2 separate regions of the Homo sapiens genome follow, and region 2 is linked to region 1. A link is an interaction called in ENCODE POLR2A ChIA-PET data of the cell type or tissue named here. Cell type or tissue: PC-3. All regions are shown on one strand. Links, peaks and the distances in the headings refer to the core of each region. The heading gives the core; the rest is flanking DNA.

Region 1 (8,385 bases), core at 1,398-6,397:
AGAATTTGACAATGAGTACATGGACCATAAGATTCGTGAGCCCAGTCAGATACTGCATTACTGAGTAGCTGCTATCCTGAGCAAACATGAAAACATATTTTTAAAAGCTATATTCTTTGAACCAATGACTTATATAGTGCTGTGTTTCCAACAGATAGAGTGCATGGGCCCAGGAATCAAGGAATAGAAGTAAGAGTGGAAGTTCAGTGGCACGATCCCGGATCACTGCAACCCCCACTTCCTTGGTTCAAGCAATCCCCCTGCCTCAGCCTCCCGAGTAGCTGGGCTTACAGGCACCTGCCACCACACCCAGCTAATTTTTTTGTATTTTTAGTAGAGACAGGGCTTCACCATTTTGGCCAGACTGGTCTCAAACTCCTGACCTCAGGCAATCTGCCCTCCTTGGCCTCCCAAAATGCTGGGATTACAGGAATGAGCCACCGTGCCTGAGGTGACTATGTAATTCTTATCTCCATGTAATTCTTATGAGAACCTGAGGCTTACAGGATTAGAATTCTTTGTCTTCAGGCTTCCATCAGGTTCTCAGTAAAATTACAATGAATTTATAGCTACAACTCTTATCCTGTCATTTTTGAGTTCCTCATACCAATAGAAAAGCAGGCATAAAAGAAGTTACTGTAGTAGGGTGGGGATAACTGACCATTAACATGACGAGAAATGAAGGTTTTTGTAACATAAAAGACTCAGTGAAGATGTCTGAAACTCAGAAGATTCCTAGAGGAACCTCTTGGCGTTTCTATGTGAGATAATAAAAAAAAAAAAATAAGCTGATTATGACTTTAGCCATGTCCTGGTAAGGGCAAGGTAATCGGGACTCACATCTCATGAAGGTTTGATGACAACTTTCAGAAAGGTAGATCTATTGAAGTGTTAGCTGAAAGTAAGCAGAAGAAAGATGGTGAATATTAACTATAGTTTTGAGACTGTTGCTTTTAATATTAAAGCTCACATTTTAAAGCTTTTTTTTAGATTGTGCTTGGTTACCACCCTGAAGCTCCAGTAATAGAGCTGACTCTCTGTGGAGGACACAAAGTTCTGACCAGTAAAAAGAGCTGACAGCAACACATTTACCAGTCATCTGTTTGGGTGTACATAAATATATGTAGAGATGTAGTTCTCAGGACTCAAGACTTCTTAATATTTTCCAATAAATAGGATGCAAGCATATGGAACTATAGAACCCACTGGTAAAAAAGGAATCATCTACTGGCTGAGACAAGAAAGAGGCATAATACTGTGCATGCTGTTTGTCAAATACCCATAAATATATCCTCTGTAATTTTCATTTAGAAAATATTTTTGATGGCCGGGCGTGGTGGCTCACGCCTGTAATCCCAACACTTTGGGAGGCCGAGATGGGCGGATCACAAGGTCAGGAGATTGAGACTATCCTGGCTAACAAGGTGAAACCCCATCTCTACTAAAAATACAAAAAATTAGCCAGGCGTGGTGGCGGGTGCCTGTAGTCCCAGCTACTGGGGAGGCTGAGGCAGGAGATTGGCGTGAACCCGGGAGGCGGAGCTTGCTGTGAGCCCAGATCGCGCCACTGCACTCCAACCTGGGCGACTGAGCGAGACTCTGTCTCAAAAAAAAAAAAAAAAAAAAAAAAATTTTTTTTGATGTGTATGTGTCACATTTTCTTTATCCAGTCTATTATTGATGGGCATTTGGGTTGGTTCCAAGTCTTTGCTATTGTGAATAGTACTGCAATAAACATATGTGTGCATGTGTCTTTATAGTAGAATGATTTATAATCCTTTGGATATATACCTAGTAGTGGGATTGCTGGGTCAAATGGTATTTCTGGTTCTAGATCCTTGAGGAATTGCCAGTGTCTTCCACAATGGTTGACCTAATTTACATTCCAACCAATAGTGTAAAAGCATTCCTATTTCTCCACATCCTCATGGAATACTATACAGACATAAACAAGAATGAGCTCATGTCTTCTGCAAGGACATGGATGAAGCTAGAAACCATCATTCTCAGCAAACTTAGACGGGAACAGAAAATCAAACACTGCATATTTTCACTCGTAAGTGGGAGTTGAATAATGAGAACATATGGGCACAGGGACGAGAACATCACACACTGGGGCCTGTCTAGGGGTGGGAGGCAAGGGGAGGGATATTAGGAGAAATACCTAATGTAGATGACGGGTTGATGGGTGCAGCAAACCACCATGGCACATGTATACCTATGTAACAAACCTGCATGTTCTGCACAAGTATCCCAGAACTTAAATATACTAAAAAAAAAGAAGAAAAAAAGAAAACATTTCTGAATAAATATTCTAAAAATATCATGGCAGAACATTTTTGTACAAAATAATGGCCTCTATTATGGATCGTGAATGGTATTATATCATGAGCTAAATAAATAGTGAATATTTCAAATTGATCATGACTCAAGTGCAGTGATGTATGGCCAGAACCAGGAAATGCTTTTTAGCTTGAAATTGAGTGACTCCCTATTAAATAAGCCTAAATTTCCTGCCACACATTATATTTGGCTAGCCAAAATACAAGTGTGAATACTGCTTATGTTTTGCTTGGCTTACTTTTAATCTATTAATTAAACATTGTCTAATCTGTGAAACATAGGATGCTTTTGGCAGCTGTGCCCCACAGGATTTAATTCCTAAAATGACTAAATTCCAATCACTAGTCATCTGATTAATTGTGTTTTAAACTAATCAGATGTTCTGTAGATTTTTCTGGTTTCTACCCTATTTCCAGGAACAGAAATTTTAATGCAGATTTTTATGTATGGATACAGAAATGAGAAACCTAATCTCTGTAGCAGCTGATCCAGTAGGTTGGCGGGGGGGAGAAGAAAAACAAAACCTCAAATTTTTGAATGTTACAACTGGATTTATTTTAAATACCTGGTGTCTTTCAGCTTTGATTAATCCCACATGTGCTTACTGTCTGTGGCCACATGAATTCTGAACAATTATGGCCTTTTTAAATATTTTAACTCTACTCCATTTGATATGACATCTGACCTAAGGGTCCTGATGACGTCTATTAAATATTAGTAAATCTTAATTTCTTTATTCGTTTTTGAAATAATGAATACTAATTATAAATAGTATATATATACTATTTCAATATATATTAAAATAAATATAAATAGAATTATATATTTATATTTTATATAATATAAATGTTTTATTTATATTATTTATTTTATATAAATATAAATAGAAGTTTATTTTTTATTCTAATTATTCCTCTATTGATTTTGTTAACAAGGACTCAAGAACCACACAACAGACAGCAGTGACTTAAGAAAAGGAAACTATATTATTTGCATAAAATGAAACTATAATAATAAAAATAACTGTAAGTGATGTCATCCATTAAAAACTCATATTTACCATTAAATTTATTAGTACCAGAAACTGTGCTAAGCCCATAATGTATGTTGACATGCCTATAAGGAGCCTATACTTTTTAATAAATAGTTTTTGATTGTAGAAATGTAGTTTTGCTATTTTTCAGCTATTTTGACAACAATATCAGCACATTGACAAATTAGTAACTTGAAACAAATATTAAGTTGACCTAAATTCTGGAGTTGGACATGATAATACATAAAAGAAATGATCTACAAAATATGAAATAAAGTTTTAGCATATAAAAAGATTTATATTTAGATAACTTGTAAAAAAAGAAAGAGCTTTATACTACCTAAAAGTAAATTCTCATGGATTAAATAAAAATATATTAATAGAAACTAAAAACATTCAAATACAATTGTCTTCTTGCTTTCAGTTCATTGTAATCTGAATCAAGTGGAGAGGAATTTGGCAAAATAGCTCTTACTTACATGCCATAAATTAGAAAGATAAGCAAAAAAATTTAAGTTTTGATATTTACCTGATGTCATGACTACTTCTGGGGTTTCAGTTGGGCTTCCCAGATATATTTGGGTTAGAAGGTAGAAGCCAAGAGAATTGGTTCATGGATGGCCAAAAGTATCTAAGCTAAAGGTGAAGATCAAAAAGTCTTATAAATATTGAAGGCAGCTAATATTTATAAGCAAGGGAATGATTTTCTATAATCTGAGTCATAATTACTGAGACCAAGCCACAGGAGACTGACTAATGCTGAACTCAATACCTCTCTTCTAGCTATCACTCTCTGCTCCAACTTCTTAACCTCCCAACTGTTGTCACTTAAGAATCTTGCCTTTAGGGAGAAGTAGGGTTAGGCTGACCTCGAAGAGCTTCTTTCCTTTTTTTTTTTTTTTTAACTTTTATTTTAAGTTCAGGGGTACAAGTGCAGGTTTGTTACATAGGTACACTTGTCTCATGGGGGTTTGTTGTACAGATTATATCATCACCGAGGTATTAAACACAGTACCCATTAATTATCTTTCGTGGTCCTCCACATCCTTCCTCCCTCCACCTTCCAACAGGCCCCAGTATGTGTTTTTCCTCTCTATGTGTCCATGTGTTCTCATCATTTAGCTTCCATTTATAAGTGAGAACATGTGGTCATTGGTTTTCTGTTCCTGTGTTAGTTTGTTAAAGATAATAGTCTCCCTGCAAAGGACATGATCTCATTCTTTTTATGGCTGCATAGTATTCCATGGTGTATATGTACCACATTTTCTTCATTTTTTTTTTTTTTTTCAGGATTCTGCCCTTAAAAGTCCTGGTTTCTTCAGTATTCTTTGATGCATTCAAACAAAAATTCGCTTATTTGTTTGTCTGATTGTATTTTGTCCAGATTTCATTGTTGCTTGTCTGTTTATAAAAGAGATGGTTTGCACAAGGCGAATTTACTGTTATCAGAAACCAAAATTCCTCTACCAGATTTAAAAAATGATCTCTCCATGAATTCAGATGAGATTGGGCATATTCAGGGTGGTATGGCCATAGACAGCTCTCAATGAATTCAGAATTATTCAGAGAATAGCTGTGTCATTTTAAGGGCCCTCAAATATTTAAAAATGGGAATGAGAATCACATAGAATGAGCTAAAGAAAAAGGTGAAGAAAAAATATAAACAGAAATGGGCCAGATGGAACAGTTAGCCCACTGTGAAAAACAAGGTTCCTGCAATCTCAATGACAGATTAAGAGTAGTGCATGGTAGAATCAGTTGTACACACTTTTAACTAAACATCACAGTCTAAAATACCTGTCATATGACAGCTTTCCACGCTAATTTTTAAAAATATACTGTCTATATGAATAAGATTAATTCTATGTATAAAATTTGACTTAGAATATTTCGCTTTTAATTTTAATTGGATTTTCAAACCACACTTCTCATAGCTTTCATACTATTGACTCAAAAATGTAGTAGAAATCATGTTCTATAAGAGTCGCTGGACGTTTGTTGTTGTTGTTCCTGTTGAAAATGGAGAAAAAAGCAATCCTTGGTTGGCACATTACAGAGTCCTAATTTTTAATATGTCTTTAAGTCCAAGATTCTTCTCTTTTATGATTTGTTAATCTCATAAACAACTAAAAAAATTAGAGTCATAACGAACTTGTATTTCCCAAAATCTATCCTACACTTTGACTGATCTTTCTGGTATTCCCAAAGATATTTTATGAACCTCTGCTGCATCTTCTAGGAATTCTTGACCAAGGTGAATCTTAAGGAAGCTGTCACAAATTTGAGTGGCTGTTCCACATATAAGATATGCAAATCAAAGCATTACCAGAATGTATTAAATGCTCCACTGCAAAGCTTCATGAATCAAACATAGGCTAAGTCACATTGAATTCTAATTTATAATGTTGTGGTTTATTTACTGTCTAAGAAAACCCAAAGAATTTTTACAGGCATTTAATTTATGTAATCTCGAAAATGTAAGTCTAAGAAAAAGTGTGTTATTTTCCAAATAAATACCAATTTGGAGGAGAAAGAAAAAGCTCCCAGACAAATGATTTATTTACCAAAGGCCAACTAGTGTGTTAATGTTGAGAAGCAAACAACATCTTGATCTGTTTCCTGTGCTATGTTCACTTGAGCTGATTATATGGAAGCAGAGGACAGGAAGATGAAAAACAAACAAGCAAACATGAGTTTTCATGTCAAGTTCCAGTGACACTTCTGCAAGGCACCAGGCTGATCTCTTTTAGACATGCAGTTAAACCGTTGAAGTTTAACCTAAGATCCTGGGAGAAATGGTTGCATGCAGTATATAAGAGGTATCAGAGAGATATTAACCCAGGAAATAAATGGCAGACAATATATTCCTAAGCCATGGTGATTAAAATAAAAATGATAATAAGGAAGAGTTTAAACTAAGAAAGCAAAATTCCCTTTTACCTTTTGTAGCCCTGAATTTATATTTCATATTAATATAACATTCTACTGTTTTAGAACTAGATATATTATTAGACATTTCAAGCCCAGCTTTCTTAATTCATCAAACCTAGCATCTGGTATTTCAAGAAAAGATTGTGAAACTTCCTCAGTTACTCAGCATATGGTATAGAAAGTTCTATATAAGAAATCCTTCTGAAAAGTGTATGGTTTTGGTATTGATATATGAAAATAGCAATTTGACTTACTTTCCTTTATTTATCTGGTTTTATTATCTCTCTTGTCATTGGTTATTTCTCTGCAAATCTGAACATTCAAAAATATATGTATTTTCTTATTGATATTATGTTGAAAAATCAACGATGTGGTCCAGCAAACTTAATAGTGAGATTTTTCCATTTTCATGGGTTAGAGCTACCAATACTACTGAAATGCCCTCCCCAAATCACCAGATTTCTTCACCTCCAACTGTTTCATTTAAAGTTAATATTAGAACGCAAATCTCCAGATAATTGTGATTTTTACAGTGAACTAATTTTACCAGCAAGATTTAGAGGATGTTTTGTTTAAAAGAGGAAAATTCCAAATCTCTCTCCATATAAGCCTCCACTGTAGAATGCTAGTATCCTTTGTGTTAAACATCAAAATTGATAAATGAAAAACCTAAAGATTTACTCAACCATTTCTACTATTATTTATATAACTACGTGTTTAAAATGCAACAATTTATATTTATACAACTATATAGTAAAGTTTATGAGTAGCTATATTATTATATAAATTAAGGATGTTGCTATAGATGTTCTTAGTGGTCTTTAAAGAGCCAAAGGTTGAGCATATAATAATTCATGATGTCGAATTCTTTATACTAGTCTGTCTAAAAATAAGCTCTTCTGTGCCTGCTGAATTTAATCACTTAATAGTGAATAACAGAGGTCAATCCTCAGATAATAGTCATTTGGAACAAGCCAGCACAGACGGTGAGATAAGAAATTTTAAGATAAGAAAGATTAAAGCAGAAAGTTGAAGACAAGGATACATTTTTTTTTGAGTTACTGTTAAGAAACTGAAGTTATGAAACTGTTAAGTTACTGAAGAAGAAAAGTGTAGGAAGACTTAGATCAATGACAGTGATGAAAAAAATGAGTTAACTTCAATCAAAACCACCCAAAGCAGTTTAGAAGCCTGGTAAATAAATTATTGAAGCCTGGGCAATTCAGATCAGAAGCATGAAAACACCAATATGTACATATAAATGAAAAAGCATCATTGGTCAATCCAGCTATTTTCTGATAATGCAGACATTTCATTTTCACTCTACATTTCAAATGATGGTTAAAAAGCCATATATATATATATATATATATATATATATATATATATATATATATGAACCATTTATATATATATGAAAAAGCAGGATTGGCAAATCTAGTTATTTTCTGGTAAAACACTGTTTTCATTTTATTCATCATTTCCAATGGTGATCAATAATACAATGACAATTGGACTAGCTTTACAGAGAAGCAGTGTTGTATATATATGGCCATCATTTGAAGCTCTTCAAAATAATTGTGTAATTTTCAGAATATCTACGCTTTCTGAAAAGATAAAATAATTTTAGGTATTAAGATTCTTTATCTTTTAAAGCACTATTATTTGAGGTAAAAATGTATAAGTAGCTATATAGAGGGTTGATATTTTAGAATACATTATATGTAAGGTGTGGCTCTAAGGATTCTGTGAGTTTAATCTTTAGGACAACCCTAATGAAGTAGGTTTATTATATTATCCCAATTATATGTTTTTAAAAACATAGGTTTCTAAATTGTTAAGTCTTTGTCAAAGGCTGCACAACTAGTAAGTCATGAAACCGGAATGCACGCTTAGGGAGTCTGACTCTAGGGTCCAAGCTCTTTTTAACTATCCTTTCTCTCTCTCTCTCTCTCTCTCTCTCTCTCTCTCTCTCTCTCTCTCATTTGTCTGCCTATCATCTATCTTTATCTGTCTTCTATCCATCTATTATATATTTATGATCCTTCTACTTATTTTTCAGTTTCTTTGCAAACCAG
Region 2 (8,385 bases), core at 2,232-7,231, 220 kb after region 1:
CTAGTAATCTATGATGTAACATGGCATCATAGTTGGTGATGACAAAGATAGTGGCTTATGAGGCTAATTTTGAGAGTTCTTGAAAGTAAAAGGTCAAAATATAGGCCTTCGAGGCACAATCACACTGGTACAAAATCAGAAAGCCTCTATATCAGCTTTGATAAAATCTCTTTTCTATGGTCGAAACGGAGAAAATTCAGAATCAAGCTTACCTAGAGCCTGATTCTAAAGATTGAGTAGCAGCACACTAAATAACTCTATATTATGTGTAGATTTATTATAATAAGTTATGGAAAGACTTGAGGAAGGAGTGAAAGCCTGAGACATGGGGTGAGTACATTTGGGCAAACTGAAGCGAAATATATAATTGAACCCATAAATCCTCCTGGAGGCTTTTTGCTGGCAGTATCAGGATCCCTTCCCAATGAAGGGGTCAGTCAGTCTTTCTCTGCAAAAAAGCCTTTGATAACTACCATTTGCTTCACAGTGAGATGCCATTATCCTTGGGATTCCCCTCTCTGATTCCCACCACCATTCTTCTGGATTCTATAGGAAGAGAGAGATCTTGAAATAGTGGTTCTAGGACAATTCTACTTGGGAACAAGTTAGCTTAGATAGGAACAGGTTGCCAGTTTGTAGTAACAGCAATGTGAAGAGCATATGTGTGGATTTCAAAAGTTACAGAACAAGAAAAACTGAATCATTAACTTGGGTAGGCTAAATTTATTAATATGGATGTCATGTTTGAACATGTTGGTTTGATAATAATAAGTGTTAATAGAAGCCTTGACTCACGAATGACATGATGACATACAGTCAATGGGGTTTCAATGTCCAAATTTTTTGAACATGTTGCTGAAGTGATCCAAAGACCAGGGAGTTGGTAATGACGGAATTTATTATTGTGTGCAATCTAATTAGATAATTCCCAACTACAATCTTGTGGCACATAACATTTCAGTGAAGGATGGATTACATATATGACAGTGGGCACAGAAGATTATAATATCCTATTTTTACTGTACCTTTTCTATATTTAGGTACACTATTATCATTCTGTTACAATTGCATACAACACAATAACATGCTATACAGATTTGTATAGGAGCAAGGGGGCATGCAAAATAGGTTTGTGTAAGTACACTCTAGGATGTTTGCACAACAATGAAATCACCTTACACTGTGTTTCTCAGAAAGTATTCTGTCATTTAGTGATACATCACTACGTATTATTCACAAAGCCCATAAAAGATGCATTATGAAAAGAGAGAACACTGATTTCTTCCAAAGCTCTTCAGTAGGCTGGAGAAGATAATGGCATGGGAAGGTTACAGTAGAATTTGGTTTTCTGGTTTCAATAAGAAAGATGGAATTTCTCTTTTGGCCCCAGAGCAAAATAAGATGTGGATCCCCTTGTTCAAAAAGCAAGAAAAAAGTGTCTTTAAAAGTACTAAAATATAAAGTATTTTCTTACAAAGTATCTCTCTCAACTTGTCATGGGGTTTTTATTTGCCATTTAATTAATTCCATTCTAGGTTTAAAAATAATAAAATAAAATAAAATTATTAGCACATAAATTTTAATGTTGACCTTTATGTTTTTGAATGCTAAATTTAAATACAAATAGAAGACATTGAACTCATTTGCAGAATCACACAATTTAGAGTTAAATTTTTGAATCTTGTATGTGAATGTGTATTGTGCTATGACCACAGGAGTAGAAATGTTGCATGAAACTAACTTGTTTTTATTTCACTTCCTGATAGGGGCACAATCTACCAACTCTCTCTACCTTTGGCTTACTGATGAGTGGAAAAGGTCTGAAAGAAAAAGAAAATATGGTTGCCTTATCTTTCTCCTTCTGTGTCAATATTTTCAGTATGAATGGTTGGTTAATACAGGATAGTAACTTGAGTGAGAAAGAATGATAGGGTTTCTTGATTATTTTTGTTTTTTACACCTCCACTGTTTTTTTTTCTGCATTTGAAGCAAGTCCTCTTTCAAAGGAGATCATAGTGGGTTGTTAATTAGCCCACTTTTTCCATTGCAGCAATAGCAGACTTACTTGGTACTGACTTTAAATCTCATTAAACTCTCATGCATAATGTTTCTACCAGAGTTCTGTGCTTATTGACATTGCAAAAACTACATGAAGATGGAACAGTGATGGGCATGCCTATTTGGCGTCACTTTTCTTCACATGCATATTCTATTGTTTCATCAGATGTCACACACAAAATACAAGTGCAAAAATAAAATTACTAACATTTCAAGATGGCAATAGCAGAACATTAGTTACAGGATGCTTCTGAGCTTAGGGCCCTGACTTACTACACAGGTCACATGTCCACAAAGCTGTTCCTTTTCTCCAAGCCTTTTCAAGTGATGTTTGGTTGTTTCCTACAGTATCTGTGTACTAATGTGTAGGAAATGCCTTAATGTTTCAGAAGATTTTAGATACAGTATGTACTAAATGAAGCTATTTTATCCTTCTTATATTTTGAATCTGGAGATGTAAAGTTGATGAAATAAGGATTGTGGCCTGGTTCTATCTCACAGAGTTTACTGTGGTAGTATATTATCATTTTGCGGTTATTTTCCCAGCATCCAAATGTATAGTAGTGATAAATATTATTAATTGAGAATCTTCACATCAATTCCTTGTTCTGTGTAGTGGACCTATTTTGGTACAAATAGCCAAGTAAAAACTCTTAAAGCTCTATTCACAATAGCAAAGACATGGAACCAATCCAAATGCCCATCAATGATATACTGGATAAAGAAAATGTGGTACCTATACACTATGGAATACTATGCAGCCATAAAAAGGAATGAGACCATGTCCTTTACAGAGGCATGGATGAAGCTGGAAGCCATCATCCTCAGAAAACTAACACAGCAACAGAAAACCAAATACCACATGTTCTCACTCATAAGTGGGAGTTGAACAATGACAACACATGGACACAGGGAAGGAAACAACACACACTGGGGCCTATGGTGGGGACTGTGTGAGGGGAGGGAGAGTATCAGGACAAATAGCTAATGCATGTGGTGCATACAGGGCTTAAAACCTAGGTGACGGGCTGATAGGTGCAACAAACCACCATGACACACATATACCTATGTAACAAATCTCCATGTTCTGCACATGTATCCCAAAACTTAAAGAAAAAAAACCCAAACAAACCCTTAGAGCTGTTTTACTGCCCTTTCCCCAAGACAGTAAACCAAAAATAATATTATATTCCTCAGAGAACTGCAGGAATTGGAGCATAAAATATGTAAAAGATATAGGGTTGGTGTTTCCTAAAATATTCTTACTTAAACTCATTTGTTTGGCCAGTGTCAAAGCCAGAATAACCCTGGTTTTGTGCAAATTTTTTTCAGGTAAGATACCAATTGCTGCTGCATTTCTACACATGATACTATTGTTAGAGCAGAATGATACCGTACCTAACACCTGGCATGCATTATTAATCCAACATATACTTTCAGTCAAAACAAACAAAAGCAGAATCAGTTTGTTTTTGCATAGACATGCAATGTCTGCATATATATGCATGGTTTAAGTTTCTCACAGGGTAAGGCAAGTCTGCTTTCTTTCATAGTATGTTCTGGAGAGAATGTATTGTCTTGATATTATGCAGTGAATGAGAAAAAAATGACTTTTTCTCACTAAACCTGATTTTGTTATTCTCTAATTCTGAGGTTACCAACAGAAGATATCAAATCTAAGCCCAGAGCAGAGGCAAACTTCCCCTAGATGGGGTCTACAAAACATTAGGTGGCAAGTAGATTACATTGGACCTCTTCCAACATAATCAAGATGAAGCAATTTATTCTCCAAAAAAAAAAATGGTACATTTTAAAGATATAACTTTTCTTCTTCCACAGTTCTTCTGCTAGCATCATTTGTTGACTTAGAAAGTGACTCATTCCTTTAGTAGCCCACAGTGTCTATTATTCTCATATTGTGTCCATGTGTGCTCAGTGTTTAGCTCCCACTTAACACTGAGGTACATGGGAGCTAAACATTGAGCACATACGGACATAATATGCTAAACTCAAGCTAAACTTGAGGTATTTGGTTTTCTGTTCCTGTGTTAATTCACTTAAGATTATGGCCGCTAGCTACATCCATGCTGCTGCAAAGTTTATGTGTGGGAGGCTGGTGGGGAGGATGAGTTAGAAAACTACCTATCAGGTGCTATGCTCACTATCTGGGTGACAAGATCCATACTCCAAACCTCGGAATCATGTAACATTCCCATATAACAAACCTGCACATGTACTCCTTGTTTCGAACATAAAAATGAAAATAAAAACAAAATTAAAAAAAAAAAACCTGAAAAAAGAAAGTGACTCACTTATTAATATGTAATTTATACACTATTTTCTCTCATTAAGACACTCATATCATAGCAATAGGTGTGTGCCTAGAGAATTCAGTAGTCTTTTATTTTTTTATTTTATTTTTTTTGAGACGGAGTTTTTGCTCTTGTTGCTCTGCAGTGCGATGGCGCGATCTCGGCTCACTGCAACCTCCGCTTCCCAGGTTCAAGTGATTCTCCTGCCTCAGCCTCCCGAATAGCTGGGATTACAAGCATGTGCCACCACGCCCAGCTAATTTTGTATTTTTAGTAGAGATGGAGTTTCTCCATGTTGGGCAGGCTGGTAGTAGTCTTATAAAGTACACAATCAGTCCCAAGTAGCTGGCGTGATAAAACAATAGGATAGCCTGATAAAACATGGTGCCAGGTGGGAAAAAAAAAAAAAAAAACCTATTTGAAATTGAATAGTTTATATACAGGATGCAATATAAGTCTCAAAGAACTGGCCAGTATATGAGTGTCATCTTCTCCATAGCCAAAATCTGTAGGTTCATAAAGTGCTATGGTTATACCAAATATCATATTTAAAGATTTTTAATTCCCTGCTTCTGCTAATTTTTGTGATCCTGGTGCCCAAAGGAGAAATGCTTAACTACTAAATGAAGTAATGGTTACATTAAATTAGAATATGTCATTCCCCTTCCTGGACATTTTATGTTTCTCGTGCCATTGAACCCTCAAGAAGAAAAGACGATTACTTTACTGGCCAAGGTAATTGATCCTAACTGTTGCTACACAATAACTACAAGGAATTTTGTATCAAGAATTCAGGGTGAGTCACTGGGGCACCACTTAATACTCCATTTTCTAATAGTCCTGGTCAGCAGAAAGCCGTAGTAATCCATTAAAATGAAAAGAACCAAGAACTCAGATCACATAAAAATGAAAGTTTGGGGCCAGGCGCGGTGGCTCATGCCTGTAATCCCAGCACTTTGGGAGGCTGCACTTTGGGAGGCCGAGGCAGGTGGATCACGAGGTCAGGAGATCGAGACCATCCTGGCTAACACGGTTTAACCCTGTCTCTACTAAAAATACAAAAATAAATAAATAAATAACTAGCCAGGCACCGTGGCGGGCGCCTGTAGCCCCAGCTACTTGGGAGGCTGAGGCAGGAGAATGGCGTGAACCCAGGAGGCGGAGCTTGCAGTGAGCCGATATTGCCATTGCACTCCAGCCTGGGCAACAGAGTGAGACTCCGTCTCAAAAAAAAAAAAAGAAAGTTTGGGTCATTTTGTCAAGTAAAAACTTACCGTCCTAAGGCTCTGGAAGAAGGCAACAGGAAATTGGAATTGTTACTGGAAGAAGAAATTATGATAACTATCCTCATAACCTTATTTTTAAAAAGGGATTGAATTATGTTTTGGTAATTATTCTGTTTTGAAGGGATTTAGAAAAAGGGATTGAATTATGTTTTGGTAATTATTCATGTTTTTCCTTCACATATGAAGTGCACTAAGTGGGGGGGATAATATTTTGGGATTCAAGTGAAATGATAATTGAATTGAAATCACTGTATGATAAGAGAGCTGTTAGGATTTCCTGTGTTTCCTCTGTTGGTGATACGGTTTGGCTATGTCCCCACCCAAATTTCATATTGGATTGTACTCTCATAATTCCCACGTTTTGTGGGAGGGACCTGGTGGGAGATAATTTGAATCAAGGGGGTGGTTTCCCCCATACTGTTCTCATGGTAGTGAATAAGTCTCATGAGATCTGATGGTTTTATCAGGGCTTTCCATTTTTGCATCTCCCTCATTTTATCTTGCTATGTAAGACGTGCCTTTCACCTGCCACCATGATTCTGAGGCCTCCCCAGCCATGTGGAACTGTGAGTCCAATTAAACCTCTTTTTCTTCCCAGTCTCAGGTATGCCTTTATCAGCAGCATGAAAATAGATTAATACAGTTGGGAACTAAATATTTTATTTATTTATTTTTTAACAGTCAGAACTTATACAACATTTATTAATTAAGTTCATTGTCTTATATGAGTGTGGTTTGTGGTGGCCAAAAACAATTAACAGCAGTAACATGAAAGATTATGATCACAGATCACCATAATAGATATAATAATAATGACAAAACTTGAAATAAGGCAAGAATTACCAAAATGTGACACAGAGACATAAAGTGAGCACATGCTTTTGGAAAAAAATAATGCTGATAGACTTACTTGATGCAAGGTTGCCACAAACCTTCAATTTGTGAAACACCCATTATCTGTGATGTGCAATATAGCAGAGCACAATAAAGTGAGGCATTGCCAGTGTATCCAGAGTCTAGCTACTTCTCACCCTTCTCACCACAGGCAGCCTGGGCCAGGTTACTGTTACTTATCCCCTGGATCATTGCTCTCACCTACTATCTAGTCTCCCAGCTTCTGATCTTGCCCCTTATAGTCTGTTCCCAACAGAGCAGTCAGGATGGTACTTTTGAAATGGAAGACAAGTCATTTCAACTACTCTGATTAAATGCTTATATTTTCTCAGAATAAAAGTCAAAACATTTTCAATAACAAAAGGTTCTTCGTGATTGCTCCTGTCCCACTAACCCCTCTGTAAGCTTTCCTACAGTGGAACACTTATTTCTCTAACACCCCAGGCAAATTCAGCCTCAGGGCCTTTGCCCTTGTGATTCGCACTGTCTGGAATACTTGTACCCTAAGTACCAACAGGGCTCACTTAATCACATTTTTTTTTCCATCTTTGTCACTAAGTTGTCTACTAAAAGTCATTTTTCAGTGAGTCTTCCCTGACCACCATTGCAAAATAGCAATCCCCTTCACGTTTCCAAAAATAACATCCCCCCTCTCTTTTCCAGCCTTCTTATTCCTTTTTTAAAATTTCAATAGTTTTGGGGGGAACAGGTGGTGTTTGCTTACATAAATCAGTTGTTTAGTGGTGATTTATGAGATTTTGGTGCACCCATCACCTGAGCAGTATACACTGTACCCAATGTGTAGTCTTTTACTCCTCACCCACTTCCCACTCTTTCCTCTGAGTCTCCAAAGCCCATTGTATCATTCTTATTATGTCTTTGCATCCTCATAGCTTAGCTCCCGCTTATGAGTGAGAAGATACAATGTTTGATTTTCCATTTCTGAGTTACTTTACTTAGAATAATTGTCTCCAATTCCATCCAAGTTGCTGCAAATGGCATTATTTTGTTCCTTTTTATGGCTGAGTAGTATTCCTATGGTGTGTATATATATGTGTGTGTGTGTGTGTGTGTGTGTATATATATATATATATATATATATCTCCTATGGTATATATATAAGATATATATAGCATATATATATATATATATATATCTCCTATGGTGTATATATATGATATATATATCATATATATATATATCCTATGGTGTGTGTGTGTATATATATCTCACAATTTATCCACTCGTGGATTGATGGACATTTGGGCTGGTTCCTTCTTTTTGCACTTGTGAATTGTGCTGCTGTAAACATCCATGTGCAAGCATCTTTTTTTGTATAATGACTTCTTTTCCTCTGGGTAGATACCCAGTAATGGGATTATGGGATCAAATAGCTTTCTAGTTTAATTAAGTCTCATCTATTTATCTTTGTTTTTGTTGCATTTGCTTTTGGGTTCTTGGTCATGATAACTTTGCCTAAATCAATGACTAGAAGGGTTTTTCTGATGCTATCTTCTTGAATTTTTTTGATTTCAGGTCTTAGGTTTAAGTTTTTCTTCCATCTTGAGTTTATTTTTGTGTAAGGTGAGAAATGAAGATCCAGTTTCATTCTCCTACGTGTGGCTTGCCAATTATCCCAACACCATTTGTTGAATAAGGTGTCCTTTCCCCACTTTATGTTTTTGTTTTATTTGCTTTGTTGAAGATCAGTTGGCTGTAAGTATTTGGCTTTATTTCTGAGTTCTCTATTCTGTTCCATTGGTCTATATGCCTATTTTTATACAAGTACTATGCTGTTTTGATGACTATGGCCTTATAGTATAGTTTGAAGTCAG

What was found. Peaks named below come from ENCODE experiments on the same cell type or tissue, not always from the same donor. Only the 100,000 strongest peaks of a DNase experiment are listed, where the experiment ranks them.
Region 2: POLR2A ChIA-PET joins it to region 1 with 14 read pairs; 2 of 35 experiments call an interaction of 5 or more read pairs at or near these places.

The regions. Positions count from the first base shown.
Region 1 is chr2:194,726,224-194,734,608 of GRCh38, reverse strand. LINC01790 (long intergenic non-protein coding RNA 1790) reads right to left here and starts at 4,014. Exons shown (of 4, transcript NR_110223.1): 1 at 3,906-4,014. It overlaps LOC105376755 (a long non-coding RNA gene), which reads left to right. Exons shown (of 4, transcript XR_007088699.1): 4 at 8,370-8,385. In PC-3, for the core only: no CTCF peak of the experiment used is centred there; no DNase peak of the experiment used is centred there.
Region 2 is chr2:194,506,845-194,515,229 of GRCh38, reverse strand. No RefSeq gene overlaps it. Among named protein-coding and RNA genes, the nearest start is that of LINC01821, 170 kb to the right of the region's middle. In PC-3, for the core only: no CTCF peak of the experiment used is centred there; no DNase peak of the experiment used is centred there.